2 separate regions of the Mus musculus genome follow, and region 2 is linked to region 1. The links are chromatin loops, found by intact Hi-C in ENCODE. Cell type or tissue: gastrocnemius. All regions are shown on one strand. Each heading gives the region's core, and the rest is flanking DNA. Links, peaks and the distances in the headings are about the cores only. Region 1 overlaps Jkamp (JNK1/MAPK8-associated membrane protein). Region 2 overlaps Dhrs7 (dehydrogenase/reductase (SDR family) member 7).

The links. Peaks named below come from ENCODE experiments on the same cell type or tissue, not always from the same donor. Only the 100,000 strongest peaks of a DNase experiment are listed, where the experiment ranks them.
Region 2: a loop joins it to region 1, with 3 times the contacts of the local background. A loop is called at or near these places in 7 of 42 quality-filtered maps.

The regions. Positions count from the first base shown.
Region 1 is chr12:72,098,998-72,109,264 of GRCm38, reverse strand. Jkamp (JNK1/MAPK8-associated membrane protein) reads right to left here. Exons shown (of 7, transcript NM_024205.2): 6 at 9,142-9,218; 7 at 7,738-8,655. The coding sequence ends at 8,437. It overlaps Ccdc175 (coiled-coil domain containing 175), which reads left to right. Exons shown (of 21, transcript NM_028687.1): 17 at 87-189; 18 at 2,568-2,611; 19 at 3,278-3,461; 20 at 7,209-7,337; 21 at 7,845-7,973. The coding sequence ends at 7,858. Among named protein-coding and RNA genes, the nearest start is that of Jkamp, 18 kb to the right of the region's middle. In gastrocnemius, for the core only: a CTCF peak has its summit at 4,548; DNase peaks (open chromatin) are centred at 4,204 and 4,529; H3K4me3 peaks cover 530 bases; H3K27ac peaks cover 1,048 bases.
Region 2 is chr12:72,650,862-72,661,128 of GRCm38, reverse strand. Dhrs7 (dehydrogenase/reductase (SDR family) member 7) reads left to right here. Exons shown (of 7, transcript NM_025522.5): 2 at 1,633-1,785; 3 at 3,695-3,801; 4 at 4,590-4,829; 5 at 7,906-8,028; 6 at 8,679-8,894. Among named protein-coding and RNA genes, the nearest start is that of Dhrs7, 8.8 kb to the left of the region's middle. In gastrocnemius, for the core only: a CTCF peak has its summit at 6,168 (motif pointing right); a DNase peak (open chromatin) is centred at 6,219.

The DNA of each region.
Region 1 (10,267 bases), core at 1,058-9,057:
CATTATACATTGAGGATGACTGCGTAGACATTTCTCTAACTCTGCAGAGAGCAGGTTCTGAGCAGTTGCATCCCTTTCCTTTCCAGTACCTTGCCTACCTGAAGAAAGAAATCAATGAATACGCGTCAAAGCAAGTAGTGACTGTACAGCACTCAGGTGACCTCTCTTGGCAACTGATAGTTCAGCACTGTAAGTAATGTGTCACTATTCCCATACGATTCCTTGATCAAACAATTTTATTAATTTGCATGGAGTCAAATGCATCTATCTTAAGGTCGGTGAATTTTGAGGACTATACGTACTCTGGCGGCCACTGCCACCGCAGCAAAGTGTAGAACATCGTCATTGTGGCACCTAGCCATGGTTTAAGTCAAAACAGGCTCCTGTTTTAAGTCTGTGGTCTTACTAGGAGGGTTGTAGAACCTTTGGGAGGTGAGACCCCGGATGATGAAAGTAGGGCTGTAAAGGTTATAACCATCCCTTATTACATCCGTATTCTCGGCTTTTTGAGCTACCAAGATACGTGGGGATCTCTACCACGCATTCCCATCACCACAGTCAGCTGCTCCATTGCGTCACAGCAAACCAGGAGCCGCTGAAGCTGTAGGCCCACATTGCCCCCTTCCTTAAGTTCCTCTTATCAGGTATTTACTGCCACCTGCCCCTTTCCAGTCCATCTTACATCCCTCCTCCAGTCTCTGGAAGCCACCCAGATGGCTTCTACCACTAATAATTAAACAAGAGGAAATGACACAGTATGTGAACGTCTCCTCCTGGCTTTTCTGACCCTCCAAAATGGATTTTTATGATTCCTTCATGAAGCCTGGTGTGGGTGCTCACACCTATAATCCCAGTACTTAGAAGGCTGAAACAGAGGGGTTGGTGTGAGTTTATCAGGCTGGACTACAAAGTAAGTTCCATGTCAGCCTGAACTAGAGGCTGACCTGTGAGCCTGAACCTGTCTCAAAACATCATCAAATACACACACACACACACACACACACACACACACACACACACACACACACACACACAGACACGCCTCTGTGCTTTCTTGAGCCACAGACTGTCTCCCCTCTGGCGCAGTGCAGTGGTATGGGCTACACACACATCATCTGTTCAGCAGCCGAAGGTCATTTGCCTTGTTCTTCATGTATCACAGGTGAAGGGACTGGGGACACTCATTCAGAAGTGTTTTTAAAACTGGTCTCTTAGGCAATACTTAGAATGGCAGGGCTGGCCTGCAAGGCTAGTGACTGGGTGCCTTTTAAGAAACTGCTACTTTGCGGTTTGCTGTTCAAATTCCTCATCCAACTAGTGATGTGGAAAAGATCCCGCTGCCTGAGACCCTCACCAACACTTGAAAAACTGAGGGCAGTAAAAGCATTAGCACATAGCCATTTGCATCAGTGTAAGATGGAATGGTATTGTGGTTTTCGTCTGCCTTTCCCTGCAGTGACCATCAGTTCATGTGGTTCTCGACTGTCTGAAAATCATCCTTTTTGAACCATCTTGAACCAATGAAGTATTTTGGTATAATAATTATCTCAGTGTGGGGCTGGATAGATGGTTCAGTAGGTAAGAGCCCTTGCCGCTCTTTCAGAGGACTGGAGTTCAGTTTCTAGCACCCATGTCAGGGAGTTTAAAGCTGCTTTTGCTTATACATACATACATACATACATACATACATACATACTCATACATTCAAATTATAGAGATAGATATATAGGTATAAATATAGATATAGACATAGATGTAGATAGATGTAAATATCCCCCAATAAATATCACAAAGTTAGCAGCTTAGGGCAAAGAGTTTTCTTGGCTCATGTATTGGTGATGTGATCGGAGCTCGGATACAGCCTGCCTATTCCGTGGAACGTTCTGCGTCTGAAAGCTTGGACCCTCCAAACTCCCACCTGTTCCTATGTCTGGAGTTGATGTGGCTCTCAGATGTGGCTCAGGGAAAGCGTTGGCCAGAACACAGCCTCATGGGCTGCACACAGAACGGCTGGGCTCCAAGGGAAACATCCCAGGAGAACAGTGGAAGCTCACGGTATTGACATGCCCTAGCCTTGAAGTCAGAGTATCACCCCCACGTGACTGTCAGATTAACGTAACTGTTCTAGAACAAGGAGGGGCTGCTGTCGGCACCAGGATGCAAGAGGCCTGAGAAAGCAGGTGCCGTGTTCACTCAAGTTTCTTACTCATTGTCTCATGTTTCTAGTGCTCTTATCATTGAGCTAAGGTCTTCATGTATTCTGGAATTTAGTTCTCTTTCTATCTGAGGTTTGACTTAGGGTCTTTATAGTAACGTTTTGCCATAAGGTCAAAATGAAGTAGAAATTTTCTTCTCTGTCTCTCTGTCTCTGTTTCTCTCTGACTCTGTCTCTGTCTCTCTCTGTGTCTCTGTGTCTGTGTGTGTGTGTGTGTGTGTGTGTGTGTGTGTGTGTGTGTGTGTGTGTGTGTGTGATTCTGGAAGTAGAAACTCTTAGAAAAATAATTTAAAACTTTTAATTATTAAAATACTAATATTGTTTTATTAACTATTGCATTTGCATATTTCAGCACACTATTCAGATCTGCTGTCAGGATTTCAGATCATAATTAAGGTGAGGGCTCTTTCTGCATTGTTTTGCATATCATGTCTCAAAAAGAATTCATCTACTATTTAAAAGTGTGTGTGTGTGTGTGAGTATGTGTGTGTGTGTGTGTGTGTGTGTGAGTGTGTGTGTGTGTGTGTGTGTGTGTGGTGTTCACCTGTGCGTGTAACTGGTATGTATTCGTGTACATATGGACAGAATTGTTAAAATGCAGAAGGATGGTAGGGTGGTGGTCCCGTCATAGCCGTTGTGCCAAACTTAACCATGAGATCTTAATCCTTTCAGAAACTATCTTCTTGCAGTATCTCTCAGTGTGATGGGTGGGCAGTCCCCTCTCCACCCTTCTTCCCTGCTTCTTCATCTTCCCTCTCTTTCCTTTCCTCCTTTGTCTTTGCAAGCTCACATAGAACACATCTGGTTTTCAGACTGTGCTGTGAACTCTAGGCTCACTCTATTTTACCAGCTGTTCTGCCTCTCCATCCCTCCTCCCTGTAGGTAGGAGAGGAGTCAGGTAGCTGGCTCTGAATCCTGCCTCTTCTTAGTCTCTAAAAGTTACTTTGTGTAACTAATGACAACTTTTCATACATAGCATCACCTCTGGAAACAATCCACTCAGAATGATATTCATTTCGTTGTAATTTGTATCCGCACACCCCCAAATGCTGTCCCTTTAAGGAACTGGTGGGCACCGGAGAAGACACTATGCAAGAAATTAAGTCTCTGGTGGCGAAGCTGCAGTACAGGGATGAGAAAATTGAGTCCATCAGCACCTGGCTCGTGGGGGGATTCGAAAGGCTGCGTCGTCTTATGGAAGAGGACTCACCGGCCAGCCTTAGTAAAGAGGATCTCCAGAAGCTCGGTAAGATAGCACTTCAGCCGCCTTCTAGTAGCTAGTGACATCAAAATAAGGGGGTCCTCGGGAACCGGTCATCAGAGGAAGGAAAAGGGCAGTGCTCTGTGGTGCTGGGCCTCCCACCAAACACCCTTCTCACTTTGGGTCGAGTTTGTCCGAACAGCTCATCACTTCTTCCTTTCACTTGAGAAGATTTTCAAGAGAACTAAATTTTGCTCATGATTACAAAAAAGAAACTAGCGACTTTGTTTTTGAGATAGGAATCTTACTGTGGAGTCTAGTGTGGTGGGAACTCAGAATCTTCCTGCCCAGACTCCCTGAGTGCTGGGTATATAGGCCACCACACCCGATTCACAGACATTCTCTGTTGAAAAACAAAAACATGTAGTGCACATACATACATACATGCAGGCAAACACTCACACACATAAAGTAAAACCAAAATAAACCATTTAAACTAAACAAAGACAAAGTGAGCTATTCTATTTAGAGCCAATAAAATGTTACCATCAACAAGCACTTACTAACCTCCTGTCCTGAATCAAGCTCTAAGATACCACAGGGAATGAGACACTCCCTGCTCAAATGGGATTCACAGTCCAGTCCAGAGTTTGGCGGCTCCTCCCCTGACCAGGGCCAGATAGTGGTTTTGGCGCTGCCATCACTAAAGTCTCTGTAGCAGGAGTCAGGAGTTGGGGCCTCTGAGGAGCCGGAAGCTGAGCTGAGCTCTGGAGGCAGACCCCCGGCTTGCCATAGCTCTCTGCCCTTCTCAGCTCCCGGGGCACGCGACAGAATGTGGGTGGACTCAGAAGCCAGGCCCGGATTGTCCTCCTGCTGTTCACGCCTTTCTCACTTTTCCTGATTGTAGAGTTAGAAAGACAACAAACGGCGGTTATAAAATATCAAACCCATATTGACTGTTCATTGGGTGTCTGGAATCTCCCCCTGTCCCAGAGAAGCGAGTACCACTTGACCCTTGAATTATTATTATTATTCCACCACCTTACAGCCAAGGAGTCTCTGACTTGTGAATTGCTTGCAATTCTCTAGAAGCCCTGGACTGCTTCCAGTTCTGCAGCTCTCTGCTGCTCTCTGTTGGACATAGTATATCAGTACAATCTTTCAGTTCCTGCCCTTTCACACCCATTACGCTAGCTTCATTACTGTACTGCGAATCCCTGGGCAAGAGAAGAGATGGTTAGACCTAATGGGCCTCTTCTCCTGGAGATAAAGGAGCAGAAAGCACACAGAGCTGTCAGAGACAGGTGCAGATGGGAGCTGCCCAAGAGCCCCAAGTACAACTGGAAAGAGGAATGAGGTTATCAGAATGCTAGATTGCCAGAACTCACCTGAAAACTGTCAATTAACTTTGTACCTTTTCTGTCTTGTAAGCAGAAATGCACGTATACGTAAACCAAACAGTAGCAGTACTGATTACTTTTAAATTATTAAAAGTGTTTTGGGTCAAAGGGATGGCTCAGTGGGTAAAGGTCCTTAGCCATGGAGCCTGACAGACACCTGTGCCCAATACCTGAGACCTATATACACCCTACAAGTTGTCCTCTGAGCTCTGTATGCACTGTGACACATGTGCTATACTCACTGCCCCCCCATGCATGTACGTGGACACACATACTCACATACACACACACTCACACTCTCATACACACACACATACTCACACACACGCACATACACACACACACAAGGCGATGACAACTTTTAAAAGAACTTTGTTTCATAATTTCTTCCTTAATTTCAAGTCAGAGTGAAAATGAATTTAAATATACTTTCTTATATTTATTTGTATTTTTAAATCACCATTCACAGTAACAGGTTCCTGTGTGCCGTTTCCACACATAACTAGTTCTGGCTGAACCTCAATACTCAGGTGCTCCTCTCTCCCCGTCTCCGTGACCCGCCCCCCCCCCCCATGCCTTGTCCACTGCTCACCCTGTCCGTATGGGGTGCAATCATTTCCTCCTTCACATCCCATGTGGTTTTTCTCCCAGTTCCCTCCTGTGCGGCCTCTCTCTCCGCCTTCTACGGGCCCCTTTCTAGTTTCCTGCCACCTCTCCATCCCCTCTCCCACATGGAATGCACATTTAGAAAAGCTGAAAGCTTGGGATCTGCACAGAAGAGGTCTCGTCACACTTGATTTCCCAAGCCAGTGGCCCCACCTACTATTTCCACTTTCACTCATTTTCCTACAAATCTTATCACTTCCTTTTTCTCTTTATGGCAGAATAAGGTTCAACTGTATCCATGTCCCACAATCCATCATCTATCCACAGATAAAGGTTGAGGCTGAGTCCCTCCCTTGCTCTTGGGACTAGAGCAGCGATACGTGCAGATGTGTGCCCATCTCTGTGCTAGGACATGGAACGGGATAGCTGAGTCATATGGCAGTTCTGTTTTTAAACACACAGATTATCCATTTGCATTTAAGAACTATCTGTTCAGTTAAAATTCCAACTCCCTTGAGCATTCAGTTACATGCAGGTGTTTTGTATTGATCAAATAACACATTCCTTGCAGAAAGACCTTTGTAGATCATAACATGCTTTGAGAAACCAATTCTTAGCATGGTCAAAGTGGCCTTTTCATTTTATGATGGAAAAGTGACTCAATACTATTACGCCCATTTTTTTGATCATTTAATTCTGAAAAAATAACTACTTTCAATTTTATAGTTACAGTAAAATTAACATTACAGAGAGTAAAGTGAAATCATTTGTTGAATAATTCAAAGGGTATCGTGAAAACCCCACTGTGCGAGCCCTGCCCCAGGAGGCTGAGGCAGTCTGGATCCAGAGGCTCAAGGTCACCCAGGGTAGGTCATAACAGCCGTAACAAGACTGTCTTGGGAAAGCCACGCCTAACCAAACCAAACCAAACCCAAAATGCCCCTTGGGAAAACTAAGCTCTAGATAAGGGAGACTTGTAGGCCGGTGGTTCTCAACCTTCCACATCTAGGTTAGAAGGAAAAAAAAAAAAAAGAATCCACCTTGAGGCTGCATGCTAGACCAGCTTATCATGAGTATCGGGGTGAGCTCAGGCACATTTTGTTTTTGTTTTTTTTTAATTTCTACATGGCTCCAGTGAGCAGCAAAGTCCTTTAAATTCATAGTTTTGGATAAATTAAACTCATCTAGAAGTCCACATTAAGAGAGTATTTTTGCCTTTCAAATTATTCAGGTCTGAATAGCAAAGTACTCTAGCCTTAAGTTGCAATGTGTCATGAAGACCTCAAACATGATGGACGCTGAACTAGGATGAGAGCTGTTTTACAAATTTTATTATTTATTATTTATTTATTTATTTATTTATTTATGGCCCCAGATGTCCTGAAGCGTGTTCTGTAGACCAAGGCTGGCATTTGATTTTCCAAGCCTGTAGCCCCACCTGCCTCTGCCTCCTGTTTTGCATATTTTTAATAAACACATTTTATCAAACGTTACTAACATGAATAATTAGCGTGGCTATATTAATAACTTTGTTCCCATGAAGTAATTGAGTATCCCTAACAATCTCTGCCTCTGCAGAATTGTAACCTTTTTATCTTATGACTTCTCTTATACAGACTTTTTTTTGCTAGGAGAGGACATAGGAAGGTAACTGTCAAAACAGTTTCAAATGCAGTAGGCTCAGAGGTGGCACATCAGACATGTCACCTCTCACATGTGGATTCTTGGAGCAACTCAGCATTTTAATATTCAGTAATAACCACAAAACCCAATTTTTTTCTTATAGGAAAGAAGCAAAAGAATCAAGAAATACTTCGTTTTTCCCCATCCTCTCATGCTAGGAGACTCACATTAAGCAGGATCTGCAAAATGTTAAAGAAACAATCAAGAAGCCGGAAGAAGAAGCACAGGCCACGTGAGTGCTCTTAAGTTTGTTTTGTAGCATCAGTAGAAGTCTTCAGAGTTGCCATGAGCAGACTCGGGGACTAACTTTTCAAATCACAAATGGATACACATGGCCAGATTTTTGGGCTAAGGGTCTTTGTTTCCATGGCTAGAACATGAGTCTCTCAAAGCCTTCAGATACGAACATGGCCACTTACCCATCCAAAACCAGCCACGGGGACCTTCTATGTATGTCATATTTCACTCTATCTCAGAGACTTCCAGTTATAAGATCCTGACTCAGAAATGTCATGACTGGAAAAAAGTCTCAGGATCAATACAGTGTGGCCTATATATCTTGTTTTAAGAAATTGAATATGAGAGAATGGGAGTGAGCATATTTATTCAGTAGACAGAAGAAATATGAGTCGTAATGCTTAACATTTTTAATTACTTCCATAATCACTGTAGCAAAAAAGAATTATCAGAACATGGAGTTATTTTACAATTAAATTCTTTATTGTTTTCTTCTTTACAGGAACAATAATCTGAACATGTCTTCAACCAAACTGTCTCTAAACAGAAAGTTCGTTATATAAATTATGCTTTATTTTTGAAATATTACTAAACACTGTATTGGTGAAAATAAATAGCCATTGACAAAGACATCCTTTGTTTCTGTTTTTGCCATCACACTCCACAAGCACATCTGCCTTTGTAATTCCTCGAAGGTAATGTATAGACAACAGAAGGCATAATGATGCCACAGCAATTGAGTTCAGAATACACTTGTTAAAGGTTCTTCACAAAAAGCAGGGAGACACCATCAGCACAGGTGTACAAAAACATGGCCGTGCTCCAAAGAGCAATTACCCCTGCCTGTTTGGGCTTCCGGTGTGATAGCTAAGATAGGCAGAGCACAGTAACAGGAGGCCCTGTAGTCTCCAAGTGTAACCACAAGGTCCAATAAATCCAAAGATAAAGCACAAGCATTATAATATCTGGACAATCTTCTTCCCATGTATGAAAGAATGCTATTAATACATTTTAATTCTTCTTTACTTTTTTTTAATGAAGAATACTTTTCGGGATTTTTTTTTTTTTTTTTTTTTTTTTTTGGCATTTTATATTCAATGTCCATTGGCCCCTTCTGAGAGTATCCGTGATGGTTCGGTAAATTTTGCAGTAAACAAGTAAAACAGAGCTGGTGTAGGTACCAAAGCCAAAAGCGGTAGGTCGTGTTCCAGCCTGTCCACTCTGGAGATGGAGACTATGCCATAGGCGTGCAGTAGCCAGTGGCTGAAGAGAACGATAAGTCTTTTCTTCCTGACCAGGAGATCATAGCAGTTCTATGGGATCATTGGAAAGGAAAAGAGAAACAGATTAGCAAACCCAGCTAAACCACTGCTCCTTATACACTCATGGCTGGGACTCTGAAAGCTTGAGCTAAAACGGACTTGAGAGCCCCAGGTCTAGCCATCACACCGTCCACAGGGCCACACAGGCCCTCGGCAGCCATACTTGGCCTAGAGCCCTTCTCTGCATTCTCATCCATGTCACCATTTACTTGGGGAACATAAGCTTCCTGAGATAGACATGAACTAAAGAGGAAGTGTAGAGAGCATGCTCTCTCCATCCAGGCCCACTGCAGTTCCAGAACCCTCACTCCCTGACTCTGAGGTCTCCGGTATCTCCAAGAATCACTGAACCAGTTAGTGTACCTTACCATATCATATGTATTATTCCATTCAATTGTCAGCTCTTAGTTAAAAACAAAAACAAAACAAACAAAAAACCCTAAAACCATAACAAAGGAAAACCAATTAATTTCCTACCTCTATTTCAGAAGCAGACATGTATACAGCCAGGGTAACCAGAGATAACACTAATATAATGTACGGGAAGGCGTAATCTGGAAAAGAGACAGACATTAGAAAGTAATCTTGAGGCAGAACACAGCTCTTCCGGAGCCTTTCTCAGCCAGCTGGGGCATGACAGCCAGTTCTCTGCGGATTACAAATACTTGTGGCCTTGTAGGCCACACAGTCTCTTCTCCACTCCCCGCTCGCAGGTGTGATGTGCAATCAGCACAGATCTCATGCCAGTGAGCAGCTCTGCCGCTGGTCTCATAAACTCTCAGAAGCAGTGAGATATGAATTTCATATCATTTTTACACAGTAACAAGTTTGTTTAGTTTTTTTTTTTTTTTGAATTTTCTTCTCAATCTCTTAAAAATGTTAAACTTTGGCCACCTGTCAATAGCTAAGAGAGTTGAGGCAGCTGATGGATTCACGGAAAAGAATTAACCTCTCTCCCACGTGGCCAGGCTGCTACAAGCAGCTACGTACCAAACAAGTGGACTGAGGGACACCCAGTTCTTTGTGCTTTATGGTCCAGAAAAGGGATCTTGGTTGAGAAGACCAGAAGACCAAAAGAGCAATAACTCAGCTTTCACGGTCTTTAGAAAAGTTCATTTATCATCTAACGTCTTAGTTAATACTCCTTTGTCACACTGCAGCACTGGCTCAAGAATAAGTCTAAGCCGGAAGCTTGTGGCTGACCCCCTCACGACCATCCCCAGTCCTTCTCTCCCCCAGGCTATTAATCCCCAGCACCTTAAACTACCAGACGTTGCCCAGTGAATTTTGCTCACCCTGCTGTTCTCCTTTAAAAAAACAAATGACTTATCCTTTCCCAAAATCCTACTTTGCTGTGAGGCCTCTGTGACTAACACAATAGCCCGCAAACAATAAGAACCACTTGATGAAAACATCCAGGGAAGGAGTTACAGAGACAAAATTTGGAGCTGTGACGAAAGGATGGACCATGTAGTGATTGCCATATGCAGGGATCCATCCCATAATCCGCTTCCAAATGCTGACACCATTGCATACACTAGCAAGATTTTGCTGAAAGGACCCAGATATAGCTGTCTCTTGTGAGACTATGCTGGGGTCTAGC
Region 2 (10,267 bases), core at 1,427-9,426, 550 kb before region 1:
GAGAAACCCTGTCTCGAAAAACCAAAAAAAAAAAAAAAAAAAAAAAAAAGAAAAAAAGTTTTTGTGCTTAAAAGCTCACCCCAAGAAAGGCCCGGGGCTATACTGGGATCCCAAACACCAGATGGCTATTAAAGACTTCCTATTGGCTTTAACCCATGCCCGAGCAGTCATCTCTGGTGCGTACCCACAACTGTGAGACCGGCAGTTAAAGCTGCTTGCAGTATAAGCCTGATGGCCCGAACTCCATCCTGCACGCCCCAAAAAGGTGGAAGAAAAGAACTGGCTTCTCTGGTTGTCCCCCTGACTGCCAGCCAGCACGCACCAAGGCACATGTACACACACCCCGCCATGCACACGCGCACACACAGTTAGGATAATGTGTCATTCTAGTAATGAAATTTAAAACGTTAAATCCAGAAAGAGGGCTGGGACAAGGGGTCACACCGCTGGGAGGGTGGCACTTATGGTGTGGAGGCAGGAGGATGAGGTGCATGCTTCAGGCAAAGGCAACAACTGTCTAAGTACAACAACAACAGAACAGATGATCATACTAGATCATACTATTGAGCAACATATGGCATTTTCAAAGGCATCTGTGGTTCCACTTCAGAAATTAGAATTTATTGCCTTCTCATTTAATTGAGAAGGCAATGAGTTTCTAGTCACTAGCTTTAATTTCCCCTGTTAAATAAGCAGATAAATTGAGTGAAACCATATAGTGATGAGGTTCAGCTACAACTAGATTCTAGTAGATTTACCAAGATTCCAAACTATACAACATATGGTGTGGGCTGCCTACTAACAATGTGGTTTGTTTCTAGCTTTTCTGGAGGGTTTTTTTTTTTTTTTAAGACAGGCACAGGCTTTCTCTGTGTAGCCCTGCCTGTCCTGGAACTCACTCTGTAGACCAGGCTGGCTTTGAACTCACAAAGATCTGATTGCCTCTGCCTTCCAAGTGCTGGGATTAAAGGTGTGTACCACCACTGTCTGGTGTCGTGCTTTCTAAGAAAACTCTGATAAAAGATGCTTTCTTACAATACTTGAAATCTGTCTGTCTGTTCATTTATTTTGAGACAAGATCTCTGTGTTTCAAGCTGTCCTCCAGCTGACTATGTAGCCAAGAATGGCTTTGAACTTTTTTTTTTAAGATTTATTTATTTATTTTATGTATAGGAGTACACCATTGCTCTCTTCAGAGACACCAGAAGAGGGCATCAGATTTCGTTACAGATGGTTGTGAGCCACCATGTGGTTGCTGGGATTTGAACTCAGAACCTCTGGAAGAGCAGTCAGTGCTCTTAACCGCTGAGCCATCTCTCCAGCCCGGCTTTGAACTTCTTACCCCTTGATTCCCTTCCAACTTCTGGGATTACAGACATGCAGCACCAGGCCTGGTTTAGGGAGAAGCTCCAGACTGTACCCAGGTTTTGTGTGCTTGAAGAAAGCTTGAGTGAGACCCCCTAACATGACACTTGAAATTTTAGGCTCCAAATATTAGACCTTCATATTCATATTTAGTAGTATTTTTAAAAGGTTTTTTTTAAAAATGCATTCATGTTTTACTTCTCTTTGGTAGATGGGTGCCATTCATCGCATACCATCTCCCCTGTAACTGTCCGCCTTCTTCAACAGAATGGGAGCTGACTGACATGGTGGTGTGGGTTACTGGAGCGTCAAGTGGCATTGGCGAGGAGCTAGCTTTCCAGTTATCTAAACTCGGGGTCTCTCTGGTGCTGTCAGCCCGAAGGGCGCAGGAGCTGGAGCGGGTGAAGAGAAGATGCCTGGGTGAGTCAATTCCCAACACCAGCCGTGCTTCCCAGCAGCGAGAATCCAAACTCAGCGCAGCTTTGGAAGTCAGGGAAGGTGGGATTGTGCGTGGTACATGTTGGCTCCAGGGCTTCGCGCGTGCGTGCGTGCGTGCGTGTGTGCGTGCGTACTGCCCTGACCTCCTCTTCTGTCACCTCTTAAGCAGCCGCTCTTGCTTGGCTATTTCTTCTTTCCAGCCACCTTTCCATTGTTTTTATACCAAGTTTTGATATTGAGGGGCTAGGAAGCCCCAAGATCGGAAGCACTGGTGGACTTGAATGATCATCTGACTCATATCTTTGCTTCGGGAGAACAGGCGCTCATGAGTGCAACTCAAGTGTAGTTAGGGATGATCCGTAGTCATTCTGCCTTATGTCAGATATTAAAGTCATGGGTGGGGTGTGCATGTGCGTGTGCGTGTGCGTGTGTGTGTTAGGATGGATAAAAGGAAAGGAAAGAAGAAAGGTTTAAAAATGAACTGGAGGCAATACCTTATTCACAAAAGAGTGACACTATTTTCATTGGCTTGAGTTCTAGTCTTGTCTCCTTCACTTAATAGAAGGGATGAGACCCCACTTCAGGGATGTTTAGCATTTAGTACTTTAATATAATCTTAAATCTCTCTCTCTCTCTCTCTCTCTCTCTCTCTCTCTCTCTCTCTCTCTCCCTCTCCCTCTCCCTCTCCCTCCCCCTCCCCCTCTCCCCCTCCCTCTCCCCTCCCCCCTCTCTCTGTGTTATCTCTATTATTCTTCCATTATTTTTTTCCCTGCTGACTACATCCTCCCAGCGATATAAGAGTCCGCGCCCCCACTCCCAGCACAGTCACAAGGCTCTCTTCATGACGCTGCTTTCTCAAGCCGCTTGTGTTTCAGTTCTATGCTTTTTTAAACATGGTCATTGGTCCTCCACCTCAGCGACTTGTAAGGCCTGCTCTAGCAGAGAGCATAAGTGTGTCAGCAATGCTGAGCTGTGAGGACCGCTGGCTCCCATTTCTCTGTGTGGTCACTGGTGCAGACCTCTCCGTGTTTTAAGTCATGTTCTTTCATGTCTTTGCCCTCAGAGACCAAGAACATGCTCCTCTCACGTTCCAGGACTTGCTTGTTTTTCTGACTGACATTGCTTATTTTATATTAAGAGGTCCAGAGTGATCCAATTCAGTTGTCCCTCTGGTGATCAGAAATAGAAAGAATCAATTATGTCTCAATATGTTCTTAGGTAGCAATCGTCTGAAGGGCTGCATGTCTTTCCTTATTTACCTTCTAGAGCTCTTGGTGTAAGGGTAGAAGTTCTATCTACCATGCACTTCTGGCCTTCTCAGCTTCTTACAGATTTATAGTACAGACCCCACCCCACCCCACCCTCTTTTCCGGTGTTTCAAGACAGGGTTTCCTTGTGTAGCCCTGGCTGTCATGAACTCACTATGTAGACCAGGCTGGCCTTGAGTCAGAAATCCACCTGCTTTGTCTCTGCCTCTGCTTCCTGGGTGCTGGGATTAAAGGCATGCTCTACTACCACCACCTGGTGTATGCTATAAACTTAAAAAAAAAAAAGATTTATTTTTAATTATGTGTATATGTGTGAGTCTGTACTTGTGAGTGCAGGTGCTCTTGGAGGCCATGTTGGATGTCTCTGGAGCTGGAATTATAGGTGGTTGTGACATGGGTGCTAGGAATTAAACTCAGGTCCTCTGAAAAAGTGGTGTATGCTCTTAACCACTGAGACCTTGCACAATGTCACCTGTCTTCCCCGGTCACTGAGAGATGCTTAGGTAGTGCCTCCTGGAGTGGGTTCACCGCCACCTTTTTGTGGGGTAGAGGTTAAATTTAACAGGGAAGCTGAGTTCAGTGAAACTGGGATGGCTTGCTTACTCTTCATGCATCTTTTTCAGAAAATGGCAATTTAAAAGAAAAAGATATACTGGTTCTGCCCCTTGACTTGACCGATACAAGTTCCCATGAGGCAGCCACCAAAGCCGTTCTGCAGGAGTTTGGTAAAGTGAGTTGCATTTTGTGTTCATGAAGGGTGGTATTGCTTCTCTGCCTCACTGCCAAAGAGATTTCCAACTGTGGATCCCCTTCAAAGGGATGGAACAGATGCAGCATGTACAGAGAGGTCAGGGCTGGGAGCTGGCTTTAGCTACGTAGTACTTTCACCCCTTCCCCAAGAAGCAAGGGTGAAGTTAATATCTGCGGATGCTTTTCTTTTTCTGATACTGGTTACTTCAAACGGAAATTCCACAGGTGAATTCTACTTCCTTTTCTTTTCCTTGCTTCCTTTTATTTTCTTTTATTTTTCTTCCTTCCTTCTTTCCTTCCTTCTTTTCCTTTCTTTGTCACTTCTCTTCTCCCACTCCCCTCCCCTCCCCTCCCCTCCCCTCTTCCTTTCTTTCTTCTTTCTTTCTTTCTTTCTTTCTTTCTTTTCCTTCTCTTCCCTCCCCTTCCCCTCCCCTCCCCTCCCCGCCCCCCTTCCTTTCTTTCTTCTTTCTTTCTTTCTTTCTTTCTTTCTTTTTTTTTTTTTTTTTTTTTTTTGTGACAGGCCATTCTGGAACTCACTCTGAAGTCCAGGCTGGCCTTGAACTCAAGAGACCCACCTGCCTCTGCCTCACAAGTGCGGAGATTAAAGATGTGGGCCGCAACATCTACTTTCCCTTTATTTTATTTTATTTTATTTTATTTTTGTAGCTGCTACTAGAACCACACCACTGTCCCAGTTACTCTTCAGGTTAATAATACAAGCAATCGTTTTCTTAGACTGTCTTTAAGAACCCATTTTCTGATTCTTAGATTGACATTTTGGTCAACAACGGTGGAAGAAGCCAGCGTTCCTTAGTTCTAGAAACCAACTTGGATGTCTTCAAGGAGCTGATAAATCTGAACTACATAGGGACAGTATCCTTGACCAAGTGTGTCCTGCCTCACATGATAGAGAGGAAACAAGGGAAGATTGTGACTGTGAACAGCATCGCGGGGATTGCCTCTGTGTCCCTTTCCAGTGGCTACTGTGCCAGCAAGCATGCTCTTCGGGTAAGGTGGCTCACATGCAGCTGAGAAAGCTGACTCGTGTGTGTGCTTGTGGCATAATAAGACTTTGAGTGGGTGTGCTGATTGGCACTGGGCCTTAAGCAGGAGACTGAGGCAAGGGAAGCTGGTATCTCTCCTTAGATAATAAAAGGACCGTTGGAGTCACATCACACCTGCGTAGAACCCATCAATCCAGGCTGTGAGCACCGGTACTGTATCACATGCTGCATCAGACCCTGGGGATGTAAGGATGAGACTGGAGTTCTTCTCTTAGGGTGACCTGCTCAGTGCTTCGCCTTTCACCTTGCTCCCACCCCACCACGGCCTCACGGCAACCCCGCCTTACCGTGCAACCCCGCCTTACGGCGCAACTCCGCCTTACCACTCCTTTCCTCTGTGCGTGTTCTAGGTCTGTGACTTCTTTTTCCTTCCCCTTTCCTCGCTCTTTGTTTTCTCTTGTTTCCTTGTTCGTGCACATCAGAGACTGATTAGTCCTGGGCCCGATTATCTTAGGGAACATGTGACTCTATTTCTTATGGTTTCTTTGAAAGAAGACATTCTGGCTAGGTCTATGACTAAGATAAAAAGCTTGATTTATGTTATATATCTGTGAGACTTAAATAGCAGAACGGAATGCGCTTTTCATTTTGGCTTGAGAGTCAATGTGAAGGAACAGTGAATTCTGTATGACAATGAGGGAACCCACGACTCGCTCGGAAGGAGAGTTCCAGTGGCGTGTTCCACCACTGGCATAGTGGCTCAGTGCTGAAGGCCACCATGCCGTCACAGAAATGGCCACTGTAGTTCAGCAGGACCCACCTCTGCCATGCAGAACCAACAGCGCACAGGGATGAAGGCTGGCATCTTGGATGCTCTCCTCAGATTTAGTAAGGTCCTGTCAATCAACCTCCTGTAAAGACAGTCCCATCTCAGACAGGCAGATGCAGTAAAAACAAAAATAGCAACAACACAAAAACACAGGTGAGCTGTCTGGCCTGCCCTCCAAGACTCTGTTTTATTCTTGGGTTGGATCCTCTGGCAAACTGTGAACAGTTACAGCAGAAGTATAACAGAAGTTATAGCAGGACTTAAGTAGAAGAAATGCTGAGACCAGGAGGCTTTTCTATCGTTCTGGAACTGTCTCTTCTACCACAGGCTGACCTTGAGCTTCAAATCCTGCCTATATCTCCCAAGAGCTGGCCTCACAGGCACTCACCACCATGTCCCAGGAAGCCTTTTAAAAAACACGTTTCCTTCTCATATTCCTAGAAGTTACAGTAAATTTTTTAAAAAAATATTTATTTATTTTATGTCTGGGCACCACATGCATGCAGTACCCATGGAAACCAGAAGAGGGCACTGGATTCCGTGGAACTGGAGTTACAGATGGCTATGAGGAATTACTTACAGGAATCGAAATGATCCAGTGACAGCTGCATCCCCAAAGCCTACCCCAGCATGGGTGACAGCTCACAGAAGCTGGGAAACCTGGAGCACATTGCACCGCCTGCAGGCAGCACTCTAGCTTGGAGAGTGTTTTTTTCCATAAGCTCAGTTGGTCTGAGCCTTTCCCAGACAGTTGTCTTGTCTCTGCTTCTGACAACTATCTCAGCTTGTCTGACAGCATCTCTCAGCAGTCCTGACATCATCATATTCATATATATATTTGAGGTGGGAGGAGCCTAGTGAGTCTGGTCAATTTCAAGGACTTCGTTTTTGTTTTTGTTTTTGTTTTTGTTTTTGTTTTTGTTTTTGAGACAGGGTTTCTCTGTGTAGCCCTGCCTGGCTGTCCTAGAACTCACTTTGTAGACCAGGCTGGCCTCAAACTCAGTAATCCGCCTGCCTCTGCCTCCCAAGTGCTGGGATTAAAGGCGCACCACCACTGCTCGACTTCAAGGACTTCCTGAAGTTATTTTGAGTTGTTTGCTTCCTGAACTTTAGGAGTTTTGCTGCAAGATGGAATGTTTCATTTTTCCTTTGAACATTCTGTTATACCCCTTTTCAAACATCCTGCATCTGAAGGGGCCCCAGTGGAGTGTTGCAGCTCTGACAGGGAAGGAGTCCCAGATGGAGGTGTTACAGCTCTGTCCTGAGTGGTATCCTGGTAGTTAGGAGTCAAGGAATACCACAGAATCACGCCACACAACAAACCTCGCACAAGAGGTTTTTCCTCCTTCCTGGGAGGAAAAAACCCAAGAGGGTAGCTGCCTCTGCTCCAGGGAGAACTGGGCAGGAGACAGTCTTTATATAAGGTTTCTTGGGTGTGTGTGTGTGGTGTGTGTGTGGGTTGGTGGTGATGGTGGTGGTGGTGGTGGTGGTGGTGATAGTGGCAGAGTTTTTCAGGGTGGAAATTTCCAGAGTGGGGATTGGTGGAATTTCAAGCCAAGCCCAGGGATTGGTGGGTTTTCAGGCTCAGGAATTTGTGGGTTTTAGTAGATTTTCAAATCTGGAAGTGGTTACCCTACATACAGCCACATACAAGCATAGATAGACAGACAGACACACACACACACAATTTAAATTAACAAAAATGAATCTTTTAAAAAATCCTAAATGGAGCTACGCTTATTGGCACAGGCCTATCTATAATCTTAAGTAAGCATTTGGGAGGCTAAAATAAGAGATTTGAACATTTAAGACTGCAAATAAGTTCAAAGCTAGTTTGGCAAACTCAGACCACTGTCTCCAGATAAAGTGTACAAAGGATGCTGGCAGGATGGCTCAGCCGGGAAAGACCTGCTGCCAAGCTTGAGGGAGCCTGCACTCACACTCTCTCTCCCACACTGTGCCCTGGCACGCCACCCCCCCAAAGAAACAAATAAGTTACTGTAAAAAGCACCAAAGATGTAAGTGTTAGAGCCCTTGCCAAATGTGTACAGGGTCATAGGTTCAGTCACCTATACTGCAACATTAAAAAAAAAAAGGAATAAATGATTGGATAAATAAATGAAGCCTGAGAGTCGTACATCAGTGTCCTACCTGTTCATTCCAGAGTGTCTATTTGGATAACCTGTTTCCTTTCTATCTTTACTTTATCCTTTCCTCTTTTTTCTTATGTTTTTGTTTTTGTGTTCCTTAGGGTTTTTTCAATGCCCTCCATAGTGAGCTCGGCCAATATCCAGGCATAACATTTTGCAACGTTTACCCGGGGCCTGTGCAGTCCGACATTGTGAAGAATGCCTTCACCGAGGAAGTAACTAAGGTAAAAAATCATCCTTTGTTAGCTCTGTGGCTTTGTCATGTGTATCAGGTACCAGTTTAGAAAATGGCAGCGTTAAGGACGGTGTTTAGTACTAGGTAGTACTTCAGGGCCTCATTTTCATACCAGCTAGCGCATTGCCAGACTTGCATTTATAAGTGGTTCACCAGCATGGATCCACCACTCTTATTAAGAAAGTCCTTGTATCTCTTTCCATTTCCTCCCCGTGATTCCATTTGCTAAACATAAGGTATGTTTTATGTTGTGTGGTGCTGGCCATTGAAGCCAGGGCCTCACCCCTTCTAAATAATCATATTACCTCTGAAATGTACATTCTTAGCCCTTCCTGTAAATCTTGGTAATTTGATATTTTTGAAAATGTGATAATGAAATAGGCATTTGTACCCTATTATGAGATAATTGTGACTAAGAGCAGAGGGCCTTCGACATTGCTGTCTGGTAAATGTCTAACTCCTTTTAGGCTCTTTGAAATATCATAGTTTAGAACCCTCCAGTGGCACCTGTGAAGACTCCCAGTTGACAGGTCCCATCCTGAAAGAGTCTGGCTGACAGGTGGCCTGTGGGTCCTTCCTAGATGATATTTGCATGAAACTGTCGGGACCTTCAGTGTAAAACTTCTTGTTGACTTTCAGTCTATGAGAAACAACATAGACCAGAGTTACAAGATGCCAACGAGCCGCTGTGTGCGGCTGATGCTCATCTCCATGGCCAATGATCTGAAGGAAGTCTGGATCTCTGACCATCCTGTGCTGTTGGGGGCATACATATGGCAGTATATGCCAACCTGGGCCGCATGGCTAAACTGCAAGTTGGGGAAGGAAAGAATCCAAAACTTTAAGAATAATTTGGTAAGAGCAATTTATCTATTTCTTCACAATATTGTATGGATCCTGAGGGAAAGCACTTTTCAATGTTCTTAAAAGATTTCTGTTGTTGTTTTTCTGACTCCACACGAATAAAGTACCAGTGAACGGAGAACAGGTTCTGTACCCATACAGCGCATCCGATGGTTTATTACATGACTTTTAATCTGGAAGAGTCAAATTTGTATAGGGAAAAATCAAATCAAAGGTTGTCAGCATCTCTTTTCATCAGTGTTTCATAACGCCCCCTCGCTGTCTGTCTCAGGATTTCACTTGCTTTAGGACTATTTTTCTAAATAAACAGAGCACCTCTTATTTCTTGACTGTTTCTTTTCTTGACTGTTTCTGGCTGATGTCTCTCTCTCTCTCTCTACACACACACACACACACACACACACACACACACACACACACACACACACACACACAGGGCAGTGGCTATGTTCCATTTTAGATTATCATTTCTTACAGAATGTTAGCAGAACTATTGTATTTTGGCAGGAATCTTGGAGTGATGGCACCTAAGCTTGGAAGTAGCCTTTTGTCAGTCAGTGATTATCTGAAATTTTATGGGCTCTTCCTTTGAAGGTTTGAGCCTTTGCATATCTTAGTCTAGAGACCGGCCTGGCAAACCAGGAAGTCTCCCATGGCTGAGAATTGCTGAAGGGTCTTTCCAGTTAGTCCCGTAGGTCAGGTAGGAAGTTGTGGTGTGTGGAGATTGACTTGATAAAGGTGCTTTTTGTGTAACAATAGAACACTTCCAGAAGGCTGCCAGGTTCCTTCCAGAGGAGGCTGCCTCCTGCTGCTTAGAAACCTGAATTCATCCCAAGTAACCCACTAACACCAAAAACTATTTCTGTCTGTCTTTCGGTGAGTTCTTGGATGAGCAATTGCTTACCTTTCCCAACAATAAACCACATTTAGGGGTTAACAAGTTGCCTTGTTTTATCTTGCAAATAGTGTATCAAAAGCTCATAAATAATTTTAGACACATCCAAATATTTCTTTTCTTTGCCTGCCTGCCTGCCTTCCTTCCTTCCTTCCTTCCTTCCTTCCTTCCTTCCTTCCTTCCTTCCTTCCTCCTCCCTTCCCCTTTCTTCCTATATATTCCTGACTACTCTTGATCTCCCTACATAAACCAAACTGGCCCCAGACTTCCAGAGCTCTGTCTGTCTCTGCCTCCCAAGTGCTGGGATTAACAGCGTGCACCACCACAATCAGCCAGATATTTAAATCCTAGAGACTCTGATCTATTTTGTGTACTTGTAGGCTATCTAGGCTATTTGTGTACTTGTAGGCTATCGGTGGGTGTGATCCAGAGAAGTAAGAAAAGCACTCACTGTTTAAGAGTAGAAAAG